Linked DNA regions of Mus musculus: region 1 is linked to region 2. Evidence: chromatin loops called from intact Hi-C (ENCODE). Cell type or tissue: heart. All regions are shown on one strand.

What was found. Peaks named below come from ENCODE experiments on the same cell type or tissue, not always from the same donor. Only the 100,000 strongest peaks of a DNase experiment are listed, where the experiment ranks them.
Region 1: a loop joins it to region 2, with 2.4 times the contacts of the local background. A loop is called at or near these places in 4 of 42 quality-filtered maps.

The regions. Positions count from the first base shown.
Region 1 is chr1:137,639,971-137,647,970 of GRCm38, reverse strand. No RefSeq gene overlaps it. Among named protein-coding and RNA genes, the nearest start is that of Gm34306, 120 kb to the left of the region's middle. In heart, no CTCF peak of the experiment used is centred here; a DNase peak (open chromatin) is centred at 3,050.
Region 2 is chr1:137,586,936-137,594,935 of GRCm38, reverse strand. No RefSeq gene overlaps it. Among named protein-coding and RNA genes, the nearest start is that of Gm34306, 180 kb to the left of the region's middle. In heart, no CTCF peak of the experiment used is centred here; a DNase peak (open chromatin) is centred at 3,465.

The DNA.
Region 1 (8,000 bases), 53 kb before region 2:
ATTGGCTATATATCATATACCCAATTACACTCACTGAGGTAAACGTAACTTATACTGTTCCACCAGGTACCCAAATATTTCTTCAGCAGAAGATGACCTTGGTGACAAGTAGCCACGGGCAAAAATATCTGATTCTTGTTTAGTTGATTTGTGATGTATAAATATATGCAGGAGTTTAAGAGGCCATAGTGTACAATTTTCTCTTAAATAAGCTATTAAAAAGAATGAATTTATGAAATTCCTAGGCAAATGAATGGACCTGGAGGGCATCATCCTGAGCGAGGTAACCCAATCACAAAGGAATTCACACAATTCGTATTCACTGATAAGTGGATACTAGCCCAAAACTTAGTATACCCAAGATATAAGATACAATTTGCCAAATGCATGAAACTCTAGAAGAATGAAGACCAAAGTGTGGACACTGTGCCCCTTTCTTAGAATTGAGAACAAAACACCCATGGAAGGAGTTACAGAGACAAAGTTTGGAGCTGAGACAAACGGATGGACCATCTAGAGACTGCCTTATCTAGGGATCCACCCCATAATCAGCTTCCAAACGCTTACATCACTGCATACACTAGCAAGATTTTGCTGAAAGGACCCAGATATAGCTGTCTCTTGTGAGACTAGGCAGGGGCCTAGCAAACACATAAGTGGATGCTCACAGTCAGCTATTGGATGGATTACAGGGCCCCCAATGGAGGAGCTAGAGAAAGTATCCAAGGAGCCAAAGAGATCTGCAACCCTGTAGGTGCAACAACATTATGAACTAACCAGTACCCTGGAGCTCTTGACTCTAGCTACATATGTATCAAAAGATGGCCTAGTCGGCCATCACTGGAAAGAGAGGCCCATCGGACACACAAACTTTATATGCCCCAGTACAGGGGAACGCCAGGACCAAAAAAATGAGAATGGGTGGGTAGGGAAGTGGGGGGGGAGGGTATGGGGGACTTTTGGGATAGCATTGGAAATGTCATTGAGGAAAATACGTAATAAATTTAAAAAAAAGAAAGGAAATAAGCTTGACAATTATGGCAAATGCATTTCTGTGACTGCACTTCATGCGTTGTTTAGTAAGCTAAACCATTTGATTAATTATTAGAACTACCTCAGAAATTCTATCAAGTTATAGGGAGAAAAACTTCAATGTCTTGAATTTTAACTTGCAGGGAATAGTAATACAACATTATTAAGTCTTTGCTTGACACTGATTTATTCCTGTGGTGGACAGGTAGAACCACTAGGAAGAGCAGGGAAAAAAACAAATGACCAGTGGCTCAAGTTCATTCTCTGTCTCTCCTTCTCTGTCTCCGTTTCCATCTCTGTCCTCTTCTCTCTTCCCCCCTTTTACCCACCTCTTTCCAAAGAGAGACAATATTCTTCCTCTATTTCTTCATCCTCATCATCAAACTTCGAGATGATCCTTTACATTGAAGTAAAAGCACACCATCAATACATGAGCTTCATAAGTATTTCCTATGAATAGGGTAGGAGCCTGTGCGAGTTTGCTCTCCTTGGTTCCTTTGCTTTGTATAACTCTACCATTTGGCCCTTTCTACCATTTGGCACATCTCTGAGATGTGTGCATAAAATTGAAAATAATAATAATTTTCAAAAACATTGAACATAATTGTTCCAGGTTCAGCTCAAAACCTGACACCTCCATAAGGTCTTTTATGATAACACTTTTATGAATTTTCTCCCCTTTAACTTAGCAGATACGCAGAATATTGATGTGTTTTTAAAGGCAGTGAATAGAACAGACAAGCAAGTCTATATGCACATTTCTGATGCTAGGCAAATACTGTATGCTAGGCCTCTATTAGTTAACTTTGAGAAAGTATGCACCGACTAACATGTTGTGTGGGTTTGAATACCATCTCTGTTCTGTACTAGCTGTACATGGTGGTTTGAATAAAATCTGCCCTGTAAGTCTTGGGCATCTGAAAAAAAACAAAAAAACTCCTCCAATATCAATACTTAGCCTTGATGTCCACACACAAACTGTAGTAAGGGATTCCTTAAAACCTTGCACAGACAGGTTCAGTATTTTGGGAAGTGGGAGGGATAACAGAGGTCTTTGCCTTCCCTCCCTGGTCCTTTCGCATACATGTGCGAGCGATATGCTCCCTTCCTCAGTGCTCTTTATTGTGCAGAGAACGATGTCAACATCAATCAACAGTGCTCACTCTCCTCTGAACTTCAGCAAGCAGCGTGCTCTTGGCATGAGGCACTGAATTGCTTCCAGTTGTAAAGTTAGAATCTTCAAGATACATCTTTTATTTCCAAAAATGTGTTGAAGTGTAGGACTACTGAGACAATGAAATCAGTTTTCCCTAGAACAATGACATTTTCTTTAATCTAGTACTCAAACACGCTTCTCAGATATTTTCCATCAGAGCTCAGGACTGCTTTGCAGAGCCATGTGGTTCGTCTTAGAGGATGCTCCCCTGCACTCGTTTCCTCCTTGCTGACCAGACTGATGGAAATGCTTTGCTTCCTCCATGTTTCCTTTTGTTTCTTTTCCTTTCCACTTCAGCAACCTCAAGAGTATCTGTCTATCCAGTTACCCCATTTCCCAGATGTGTGTTGATAAACACAGGCTGCCTCTGTTTGTATGGAAAAAGATTATATACTTCCATTGCAAAATATAATCAAAAAACTTGTCAAAGTCAATGTAAAATAGCTCCTAACATTTAGTGAAAGGATGTGATGATAAATCCTGTGAGCAGCCACAGTGTTGAGTTGGATTGTGTTACGCTGTGTTTGTGGGAACTCGTATCGTGCAAACCACTTCACCACTATCCTAATGGCCAAGTATGTAAATGGGCTTTGAGGTTCTACGGATGACCACCCAACTCTGCTAACAGCACAGCAGTATTGCAAAGGTTTCTAAGACCAGTCTCCAAGTAAATAAAGGCAGCATAAAAGTTCCTATATCTGGACTGAGGACGCACAGGAGGAAGGATGGGAGAGAGCTGCCAAATGCTGTTAACTTCCACACTATCGCTTCTGCATGTGGTACAGCTGTCACGAGCTGGGCTTCTGGAAGCAGATGTTAGAATGTACTTTGAGGTGCACAATGTTATTACAAATTCCATGGACAGGAAGATAAAGTTTCCGCCTCTGGCAGGCAGAGGAATAAAACCCCGTAAACTGTAATTCGGACCCATCAAAGCCTCTTCCTTCACAGGGCTCATGTTGGACTAATGAGTTTGGCCTTCCTATCCCCTTTTGCCAAGCTGCAGATGCAGGCTGCCACTGTTCCTTCTATTCCACATTCCTTCAGGCTCTCAGCAGCTGAGGCAGACCTGAAAGGACTGGCAATAGAGACTGTAGTCCCTAACTGGGCTTGTCCCTCCTGGAAGGAGAGTCTGACTGGGTATCTCTTAATGATGGGAAACTTCTTTCCCACATACCAGCTAAGGATAAAATAAAGTTAATTATTCTATGTGGCTCTGGGGATCACCACTGTCTCTTCTTCAAATACACGCAGATTCTGAAGCTACTCGGTAGTGTTGCTCTGAGACCTGACAATCTGGTGGCCATCATTGCATTGTCCCCCTGACTCACTTTTTATAAAGTTTATTATATATGTTCTCATTTCTTCGTTCTTTCTCTAAGTAAATCATGTATTCTTTTTCCTCCTTCCTACTTTTAGAGGTTTTCTGATGAATCCAGAACTGGGAGATTTCCTGACAGGTCAATCTTGCTATTTGCTACACACAAGACCTAAGGATCATGACTATTTACCCAAGAGTTTACATCTACTTATTGTCTAAATACTACTAGAAGGCTTCATGGTTGATTCTTAATCCCTGGTTATCACAACTAATTTCTGCCAGAGTCTAAAACAGTTTCTTTACTCTGAAACCTTACATTGGAAATGTAATCAAATCACCTTCAGTTAATATTCTCTTCCATCAATTCCTTATCTGTGCACAGACACTGTAAACCCAACAGCTCAGCTTCATATCACACAAGGTGCTCTTCTAGAGCAAATATACCTAGATATATATAGCAAATATACCTAGATATATAGAGACAACATGTGGGCAAAAAAAAAAATGTTCCATGTGTCTAATTCAGTAGTTAAAAGCATTTTAAAATCAATTTCCTCAATCTACTATGAGCATAGCCAAATATGCTGAAGTGTGTTATGCCATACTTTCGCTCATCTTGACTATTACTGTAGATTACCAGAGCTAAGTGAATTGGGTGAGCCTAACAGTGAGTGAATTAACTGTGTTGGCTCCTTGCCAAACTAATTCTCTGGAATACACAGCTCCATGTGTGGCAGGAAAATTAGTTCTGTGACAGTGCAGAGTATACTAAAGATAAATGATGAAATATAAAGGCCTAGAAATGCCACACTAGGTGTTAGTGGTGAGTAGATGGGTGTCAGTGGCACAGCATGAATTTAGCATGTGCAAAGCTTTGGGGACAATTTCTAGCATCAAGGGGAAAGAAGGAAGGAAGGAAGGAAGGAAGGAAGGAAGGAAGGAAGGAAGGAAGGAAGAGAAAGTCAAGAAACGTCCCTCAGAAATGAGCTCTAGGTCAAAGCTACAAGTTTTTGATTCAAAGATACATGTACTTAACAAAAATATAATCTTCCGAAAAGAAATATATTATTACTTTATACAGGAGCTATTTATCAAACCCTGGGGGATTCTGCATTTTTTTAATTCTAAAGAGCACTGTCCTGGTTTACTTTTATGTGGGTGTGACAAACACCATGACCAAAAGCAACTTGGGGAGGGAGACATTTATTTGTCTTACAGGTCCTGACCACAGTTCACATCACTGGACGTCACAGCAGGAATTCAAGCAGAAGCAGAAAACACAGAGGGAAGCTGCTCACTAGAATCTGATGTGTCTGACTCATGTTCTTCTACCTTTCTTACACTCCCTAGGACCACGTGCCCAACGGTGGCGCTGCCTAGAGTAAGTTGGGAATTCCTATATCCACTCATTGGTCAAGAAAATACTCCCCAAAGACTTGCCTATATGCAATCTGATGAAGCAGTTTCTTAGTTGAGGGTCCCTCTTTCCAGATGGCTCTAGCTTGTGTCAAGTTGAGAAAAATACTTAGTAGCACAGGCGGCTGCTCGCATTTAATGGGCAGAGTCCAGTGATGCTACCAAACTATTCATGGCAAAGACCAGTCTGTCCTCAAGTGTCAGTAGTGTTGAGGTCTAGGTACCCTACTTCAGATCTGAATGACCACACCTTTGTTCATTGAAGATAGCTTCTTCATGAAGGGTTTGTTTTTTAGCAGAGACTCAGAATCATCTTGATACAAGGATACATACATACAAGATTCCTAACAAATTATAACAGAAGAGAATTACCATTTAAAGATTGTTTATCTGGAATGATATCAGAAAAGAGTGCTTTTCCTGGTCTTCCTTCTTATAATAATAATAATACTTGTAATACTACATATAATAACATACTCAAACATGTCAACAGTATGATGGCAAAAATGATGGGAATGAAAAAAAAGAAAAGGAAGGACATGTCAGCTAGGTCTATCTGCAGGAGCTAGTCTAGTCAATCCACTGTCTCATCAAATACTGTTAGACCCTTACCCATATTGTGTTTGAAGTTCTCGAAGCATCTTAAGAGAAAAGAGGCAAGTCGGAACACAATGAAACAGCAGTTCCATTGCTTTGATCGAAAGCAAAATGAAGCCTGGAACTAAATTTCGATTTCCACAAGATCCACCCAAACCATAGATATTCCTTCTGATCTTATGATTTCTCCTTCCAGGTAAGACACACGAGAATCAGGCAGTATTTTGACAGTGAAGGCCATGAATCTTAGAAATTAAGAGCATGTCTTTGACAGTACCAATGCAGAACAAGCAAGAAATATTGGAAGTTGTTTTTTAATAAGTTGGCAAATGATCATTTTTATGTAAATAATTCAATAGGAGTCACACAGTAAAAAAGTTTTATTTTTTTTTAAAAAAATCTATTGACTATCTTAATACAGCCCAATAAAAGAACATAAATAAGACCCATGTTCAAATCTGTGCCATGAATAATTTCATCTTTCCTGACTGAGGGGGAACTCTGCAATGCAGCCTTCTGGAGATAATTTTGACATGTCCACATTTTGGACCTGCTAGTGAATAGGGTGCTGTCCTCTCTGTATAGCACTGGGCTACTGAAAAAACAACAACAAAAAGGTGAAGAAAAGTGAGGAAGACAGAGCGAAAAAAAGAAATGCTGGGTCACTGCAAGCCTTGGGTGCGTGGTCAAAGGGATGCAAGCACAAGAAGATGATGCTGAAAGGGGGAATGAGGGTCCACTGGCTAATTGTGGACTGTTTGTAAGAAGGGGCATCCCAAATGGCATGAATTCAAGCTTGTCATGTGTTACAAGAAGCCAGAGATGGAGGAAGTTAACACCTTTGTAACAATCCACTTATATGGAAACTAACTCATGTCTCCATAAGGGTATTAATAATTTTGGTAAACAGCTGTCCCATCATCCAGTAAGTTCCCACCAGTTCTTCTTCCTAAGAAGGCCCATTACCTCTTACTAGGTCATACTGAAGTCCCCACAAGCAGCAATGAACTACTGGAGATGACCCATGTCCAAGCCAAATATTAGATGCAAAAAAAAAAAAAAAAAGGTTCTTTGCTCTAATGTTATCTCCATTATTTCCTTTGGGAACATGAAATCTATTCCCCTCTTGTGATCTTAAAAGGAATCAGAGATGGTAGGGATCCCTGGTTTATTTTTATTTGCTATTTAAATTGTGTGCTTGTCAAAATAAAATTGATCCTGTCTGTTGAATAGTCTTTTGTTTTGGGGTTTTCTTCTCTCTTTTAATCATCTAGACCGTGAAATACGGAAGTCTGAGCACTGCTGATTTACACGTTGAGGTCAAGCTGAAGACTGACATCAGCTCTGGGAAATGGACAAAGTAGCATTCAGTGTCTGTCGCTGAGCCCCGGCCTCTGTGCTTAGCCAAGGACGAACTAGAGCTGCTCCTCCTCCTTGGGTTTACAGAGTAAGCACAAATTTGCGTCTTTGTAACCTACTTCTGGGAGCTTTGTGTTTAATTTTTGCAGGCCATGGCTTTGACTACATTCATTAATGTCTCATCTCCAAAAGTGGCCCATGTGACTTATCACAAACAAATATCTAACACATGTAGAATTAGTAAACTAAATATAAAAACAGATCACAATAAAGCCTCCCATGATGCAAGGTCTGAACTACTTTAACTAGCAGCTTGTATTCTATCAAGACAGATTTTAAAATAATTTGTCTGGGATTGGGATCTAATTGATAAAGAAAAGAAAAGAAAAGAAAAGAAGAGAAAGGAAAGGAAAGGAAAGGAAAGGAAAGGAAAGGAAAGGAAAGGAAAGGAAAGGAAAGGAAAGGAAAGGAAAGGGAAAGAAAAGAAAAGCCCTGGTTACTATTACTATTTCCCTCTCCTAATATGTATAAAACCCTTGCAAATGATTTTCTCAAGAGACACCCTCTCCTGCCTGTCTTATTAAGTGGCTCCATTTCTTCAGCCCAGCATCACCACTCATAGCATGCACTCTCTTGTCTGCCATTGCCATGCGTATTTTGTCACAGAAACCATAAACACATCAATCATTATCCAGATGTTTACAGGACTTTCCACGGCTGCTTCGGTAGCATTCGATATCACTTTGCCAGCATTTGAAACCATCCTTGATCTAACGTGAGGTTTCACACAAATATTTGTACATATGAAAGAAGAGACGGCAGTTTCCAAATAATTAGTGGACGGGTAATGTGTATCTTAGCTCAGGTTGCTAAGGCAAATGACCATATTCTGGCTGGCTTAGACAATAGAAACTTATTTTTTACTGTTCTTGAGTGGATAGATGTGGCATGAGTGAGTGCTGGCTCCCTGGTGTGCAAATGGCCAGCTCCTTGTTATACCAGAACAGCTTCAAAAGAAAAGTCACTTATTCCTAATCTTTAAAAGGTGGGGAGGGATTT
Region 2 (8,000 bases):
CTGAGTGTAAGAGTTGGAGAGTCTCTGAGTGGGGCAGAGAAAAACAATTGGCAACTATATAAACATAGAATCAAGATTTTATGCTTAATTGTACTAATATTTAGTGGGATAATAACATGTACCCAAACAATATCAGAAATATAAAGTACATAGCATATTCTAATGTCTTAAGAACTTGGCTTGATAAACTATGGACTATGAGACTGTTTAAGCATTTATATGTAACATTTGATATTCATCACATAGTCACTTAGAGTTAGAACTGATTGTAATAGGCAAGTGAACATGATTGTATAAGGTAGAGTTCTGAAACACATGGACTTAAAAAACCAAATGCAGAAGTGCATGCCTGGCCTGCCTAGAGCAAGCTATGTGACCTTGGTCACATTGACTCCACCTCCTCAAGTATCATTTCCATCAACTCTAGCAAGTGAATAAAGATATCACCTAGTTGTTTAAGCTGCATCAGTTAGGTGGCAAGCTTGCTCTAGTACCTAGGAATATAATGAGAACCCCTGAGTGTCAGCACTTAAGTCTATGAACCAGTCACCCCTGTGTTACTAACCTTTCTAACATCAAGTCCTTCTCAATGTGGAACACTTCATCTTAAAATTTAGAAAATGTTTATACAACTTTATCATTTCACTGAAAATCCTTAGTCTATGGATTTTTAAAACCAAAACACACACATAGTCCAATGAAGTGGATATTTAAGTGGATATTTCATGAAGACACAAAATACTATAAACTGTGACTATTTGAATCAGGAAAAGAAAGTACTTCTGAACTACAGTATTTTCTTAATGCAGTGCTGGTGAGACTTAAGTGTGTAGTGCCTATTTAATGCACTCATCAAACACAACCGTTGGTGGTGTTCACCTCGCCTTTTCCTCTGTAAAAAAAAGAAATCTTTCGAATTTCCCATTTTCTTGGGATGCTGGCACAGGAAGCAACTCACAGGCCCTCTACCCTAAAAAGAGGAACTCAGCTGATACAGTGGAGTAGTCTAGGATCTGTCTGTCATACACAGGGCTCTTCAAATGGCTCCAGTCGTGTTGCATTACATCATTGAGAAATGAGGATTTGGACACATAGACCAAAAGAAGAGAAACTGGAATTTAAATCTTCCGTTTCCTCTCTAGAAAGGGAGTTGAAATTTACATTTTCTCCAGTCCATATCTCCGTGCAGCCCTCGGTATCCTTTGCCATAGCAAACAAGTTGGTTTGCTAAAGCTGCTACCACCAGTACTTTTGGTTGTTTGTAGGACAGTTAAGAAATCTGCTTATAGCCATCCATTGGACTGAGCACAGGGTCCCCAAAGAAGGAGCTAGAGAAAGGACCCAAGGAGATGAAGGGGTTTGCGGCCCCATAGGAAGAAAAGCAATATGAACTAACCATTACCCCCACAGTTCTCAGGGACTAAACCACTAGCCAAAGAATACACATGGTGGGACTCATGGCTCCAGCTGCATATGTAGCAGAGCATGGCCTATTCAGTCATCAATGAGAGGAGAGGCCCTTAGTCCTGTGAAGGCTCTATGCCCCAGTGTAGGGGAACACCAGGGCCAGGAAGCAGGAGTGGGTGGGCTGGTGAGCAAGGGGAGGGGGGAAGGGATAGGGAGTTTTAAGAGGGGAAACTAGGAAATGGGATAACATTTGAAATGTAAATAAAGAAAATATCTAATAAAAATCAATAAATAATAAAAAGATTAAAATAAAATTCTATATTGCCTAGTGTTTTCAGTTTCTGTATTTTTTTTTCTTTTCTTGTTTTTTTCCCTCCTTTCCCCAACTTCCCTCTTCTTTAGATCAGCTGTTCTCAACCTCTGGTTCACAATCTCTTTGGGGGTTGAAAAGCTCTTTCACTTGGGACCTCCTAAAATCATTGGAGAACACAGATAATCACATTAAGATTCACAGCAGTACTGAAATTGTGGTTAAGAAGGAGCAAAAACTGAAATGACCTTGTGGTTGGGGATCACCACAACCTGAGGAAGGATATAAAGGCCCAGCTTTAGGAAAGTTCAGAGCCACTGCTTTAGATAGCAGCTCGCCCTGGAGTCCAGGCAGATCTAAAATGCATACGGCCATCCAGTCACTGTGGCGTTTACTCTGGCTTCGAGATTGTAATTCTGCCTCAGCCTCCAGAGGACTGGGCTTATAAACATGTAGCATCGTCACACTCAGATCAACATTCAGTTGTAAATATTCATCATAAAAATGATCTAAACAAAAAACAGATACAGTATTTAAAAAAAAATACGATTCAGGACTACAAAATAATCAAGTGTCCTTAGGGTCGAATTATGTTTTAAAATATGAAATAAAAATAGCCATTAACAACTAGGACATGAAGTTTCCGTGTGTCTGTCATGGAAGGCATCAGAGAAGGCAGGTCTACGCTGAAACTCTTACTTGAAAAGCCAGGGATCAGGTCCTTGTCAGAGATGTGACCTCTTGAAGACAAAACAAGACCCTTGGGTGTGAGGCTTGCAGGGTAGGCTATTTCCCTGGTGAAGTTACTGTTTATATCCTGACAGAGACCTAGGAAAGGGCAATCCCCTCCCCGGGGTCTAGTCCCTGTTTGGGGTTCACATCACTGACCACTTCCATCTCCCATCCTTCATTCATCTACCTTCCTGGAACCCTTTTCATTCCTAGCAACACCTAATAAAATGCTTTGCAAAAGAGTACTACAATCAGTGCTGTTGCCAGCTCCTCAGGACACCTGCATGTGCTCATGTCTAGGCTGTTCCAAGTTTTTTTTAGAGAAAAGTTTTCTATCAGTAGCAGGTTCTCCTTTGTATTTTATTGTTTTCAGATTTGTCGACAGAGAAAAGCTTGTGATCTCAGCTCTCAAGAGGCGCATTTGTCAGCCAGGTTCTGAGCTCTCAAACATCCTTGCTAATTGCTTTACCATATTCAAAAAATCTGACCTAAGTTCACATGACTGTGATTGCCAGCAATTTTTTTTTTTAATTAGCCCTGTTTGTGTCAACACAGGGTTGTGACATGAACAGTTTGATTTCTTCCACTGTTTTTACTTTCTGGGTCTGTCTCTTCAACATTATTATAAATGCCAAAGATTGCTGGAGATATAGGCATACCATAAATTTATAATATTAGGGACACAGTAAGCCTTCTGTGGATACTTTCATAGATCCAATTACTGTCTAATATTTTAGTCCTACCTACCAGCTCCTCTTACTGGCTGCTACTTTTCATTATAGGATTCAATCTATACTTACGTTAGAAAGTCTTTGAAATACTTCAAATATATTTTTCTTGGACAAAGTTATCACTTTACTGGTAGATTTCAAAGTGGACTAAAGAGACATGGAAAAGCTCTTAATCCAGACCTGCATCTCCTGGAGTATTAACACCATCACTAGAAAATCCCCAGGCAATGACGAATAACAAGAAAGGCATTTCCTGGCAAAGAATGGTGGGCAGAGGAGAGCTAGCTCTTGACACAAAGCCACCAGCCCTCCAGCCAGCTGGTGACTGTGTAAACCGGACATGCCAGGTTTCCCACTGGGGTTACTGTGTATTTATTTATAAACTGTTAGTATAGGAACAAGAGAAAGAAAAAAAAACAGTAATATTTAGGTACAGTATAGCACTTAAGCCATTATATTACTGTAGTGAGTGCACATTCAAGATTGTTCTTTTGTTATATAGTGACTATGTATATGCATATACATTCGACATATAGACTGCTGGATACTATATAAAGTTTGTTTGGGAGCATATATGAGGTAGTGAAAGAAAAATGACAACAGGCATGGTGATAATAGGTTGTACTTAGGAGCATTAACAAGGTGGTCAGTTCTATAAGAATTTTTCCTATACTAATTAATTTAATCCTCATGGAAGATTTTCAGGGTAGGTACTATGATAAAGATACTCTTTAAGAAAGAAACTGAGGCAGAGAGGAAAGTAATTTTTCTTGAGTCCATAGTCATAGGATTTGAGGCATGTGGCACCTGAGTATGTTAATAGCTATACTGCTTCATTAAAACTCCAACTAAAGCAAAAGAAAACAGAAACATTGAATCCATTGCTGAGAACCTTCCAGAGATGTTAGTCAAACCAAGTTTTTCCCATGGTAACTCAGCCAGGCTTTTACAGCAACACAGAAAGAATTAACAGAGCAGCCAACACGTGACAAAAAAACACTTTAAAATTCGTAAACCAAATAAATGGTGAGCTTATAGCCAGAATCTATGAAAATTATGTCACTTTGTTTCATTCCACTATAATAATATTATTGAAAACCAGAGTTAGACTTTTTAAAATATGAATAAAGGAACGAGACTTAGTAGAACATGAAGAAAGGTTTTCTTTCCATGTTTTCTTACTGTCTAAAAATAGCATTGGCTTCTAAAAATCGCCTAATCTACTAATTGTCAATTTGTTCAAGTTAACAAATTTCTATTATTCAAATGAAAGCAACCCTAGAGAGTCAAGGTGGCTCCTTCCCTGAAGTACAAATTATTACAAATAATAATACTAAAACTCGCATGAAGTCAAAGCAATGTGAACCCAAAGAAGAAATTTGAAGGTGGTTCTAGAGTTCACATTACATTACACAGTTATAAAAATGAAGACAACATGTACTAATACAAAGCTGAATATATGGACTTTTGAAACAGAATAGAGAGCCCAGAATAAACCTATACCGTTCTCAACTGATACAGGATTACCAGGATAATTAAAGGGAAATCTTTTCAATAATGCTGGGAGAACTGGATTGATACATATAAAAACGAAATTGGAGGCCTCTCTCAATACGATTCAGGACTACAAAAAAATCAAAGTGTACTTAGGGTTGAATTATGAAGTTTCTGTGTGTCTGTCATGGATGGCATCATAGAAGGCAGGTCTACACTGAAACTCTTTCTTGAAAAGCCAGGGATCAGGTCCTTGTTGGAGATATTCCTAAGAAGTTGAACCTAATGTTCCTAAGAAGTTGATCCTTAGGAGTTGAACCTAATAAAGTTCAACTCTAAATGAACTACAGATGTAACCCTTTAAACTAAAAGAATAAAACAGCTAGAAGAAAACATAGTGAGAAACCTCACGGTGTTGGCCTTCACTGTGATTTTCTGCTGTACACTGAACACAACGCAGAAGCACAGTAAACAAAAGCAGTAAAGTGTTTGTTTTGCAAACTCAAAGATCTCAGTTTGGTTTCCACAAAGTACACAAATAAACCAGGGATGGTAATGGGTGCTTGTAATCCCAGCACTAAGAAACAGAGACAGATTAGATCCTTCGGGCTCTCTGGGCAGCCATTATAGACTTCATGTTGAGTTCCAGGCCACACACTCCCCAAACATACACAAGCAAAACTGAGTGATACTTAATATTCAATGTATTAACATGTAGAGTATTTAGACTCATGTGACTGTGATGGACACCATTCACCATCTATCAGGTCCATAGTGGCTGAGTGAGGAAAGGTTAAGAATCAAGTACTAAGAACCCTGTAGCCTAGACATAAATGTCAAGGGGCTGGTTCTCTTTATGCATCACTGAACTGAGAGTTCCAAATGTATGTGGGTTTGAGTTTTGTAACCCATGTGTTTAAAAATAGCATCTGGTGCCATAGCTGAGGACTGTCCCCAATCACGTAAGAAGATAGGGATGGTGTATAACATAGTAAAATGAACCTCATGTGCAGAGAAACAGCATTGCAATTAGAAACTACTTTCCTATTGATAAGCCCAAGTTATTACTTACTATTTACTATGTTCCATCTGGGATGCTCTCAACTCCAACTGGGCAGCCCTCTGGGCCAAACTCTCTTGGCCCTAAGCCCAGGTGGCTCTCCTCCCTTCTGTCGGTTCTTCTTCCATGGCAGCTTCTTCCTACTCTTTCCCTCTTCCTGGTCCTCTCTCCCCAGCCTGAGAAACCTCAACATCTCTTATGTCTCTTTTGCCCAGCTATTGGCTGTTGGCATCCTTATTTACCAATCACAATTAACTTGGGAGAGGGTCATTTAGTGTCCTGGGAGCCCCAAATGACCATTAGAATACGAGCAACATTAGGCCAACCCTCTACACAGTAACACTTTCTTTAGGTGCAGAACTCAGCTGCCAACTACTTTGGACCTTGAAAACGCTGAGCTGAGAATCCTTTATGGTCTGTAGCAAGTGACAGATGGCAGAAGGCAGAAACTGTGGAGGGGTCTGGAAAGAGCATGACTCTATGCTTTGGCTATGCTCCAATGATGCCAGGTCAAGTGCCAGAGGACCTTTCCAACCTATCCCAGGGTTTGGCATCTGTGGCAGTGATGATATATTGTATATATTCAGAAGCCATGATATGTGCATGTGCAAAGCTGATATTATCTTTTCAATCTTTGTTTATAGGCTCCCACCTCCTTTCTAACTCTGACTTGAGGATTTCCAGTGGCATGGTCTCAAAATAGCAACCATGACTCAGACTCAAGCATGCATAGCTCAACAACTCATGCTTCACGCTAGCAACCCTTGGCAAACTGAATTACTCCAGATCTGGACAGTTAGGTTGGTACAACAGAAAGCTAAATGATAATAATAACTAGTATTGGCAAGGAAAGGAAATTGGACCCTTCTATAGCACTATGGGTGCCGGACTGTGTGTCTGACTCACTGCTGGCTTACCTAGAGTGCTGCCAGCATACTGCTCAGGGAAGGCAGTACAGAGTTCAAAATGGGGGTCCTCTGTGTTTTCTAGGAGTGGGAAACAGTAGATTCTGGGATGGTTCTTGTGGAATCAGTCTTCTATGTCCGCAGGAACCCCTGGCATACTGCTGGGAACCGCTGATTCTTGTGGAATCAATCTTCTATGTCCGCAGGAACCCCTGGCGTACCGCTGGGAGTTGGGATCAGGGGCCCCCAGTCCGTGCTTCTTCCCCTCAGGGCAATCATGCATGAGGAAGAGAGGTGAGGGCAGAGCCAGGGACAAGGGTGGAAACCTTGTTGGTTTGGTTACAAGTGAATGCCAAAAGTGCTGAGGGGTTGGGAGAGAAAAAGCCTTTTCAGGTAGACTTAGGCGTGGCTCTTTACGATGAAGGCCTCCCTGTGGCAATCCTTGATGAAGAGATGGTCCTCGACTGTTTAAGTTGCCTTATTTGATGGTGGCTGTGAAGGCAGCATACAGCTCACTCAGGGTGAGCCAAGGATTAAATACCATGCCCAAAGCTCATTGGCTAAATACTCAGGATCTATCTAGATACCTCATTAGCATGAAGGAGAATGCCATGATCCTCTCAGCGGGGTGTTGTGGTCCACATTCCAGAGCAGGTAGAGGCAGGCAGGGAGTTGGCCTCATTCCTACTACTCTCAATTCTGAGAGTCACAGAGCTTGGGCTCACTCAACCTTACCAGTTCTTTTGTCGGATGGCATGGTCCCCTTGCCCCACAATTCTTCCTTTTTGTCTTTATAAAGGAGAAGTATCATTCGAGTAACTGTCTTCTATCTTACCTGCAGTTAAAATTTTGGAGGGGGCAGGGCATAAGCATCAAAATAAAACACAGTGAAATCCAGAGGGCGTAGTGAGGACAGGGGTCAGGAAGATAAGGAATTATTGAACCACCTTAATTGTTCAGCGGATTGAAATCTCAAAAGCAAGTCCGTACAGAGTACTTTTGAGCATATAAATATTGATATGCATGTCTCCTCAAGTTTAGCAGTCACTAGGCCCTATTAGCATAAAATGATTAGCAGATGATTCATATTAGTATATTATTATTATTATCATAAAATATCATCTATGTGTGCTTGTGTGTGTTTGTGTGTTCATATGGAATTCTATATTCACTGTTGAGACATGCTACTACTTAAGGTTAATGTCTACCATATCCAGAGAGCTCCTCTGAGCTCGGTGAAAAATGAAGGACTCCCCTTCTCCAGCAGGACTTCAACTTCTCTGACTTTGTCTGGGGAGTCTGTCCCTCAATCTTCTACCTAAGGAAGGTCACATAGTCCTTGTCAAACCAACAAGTTCAAC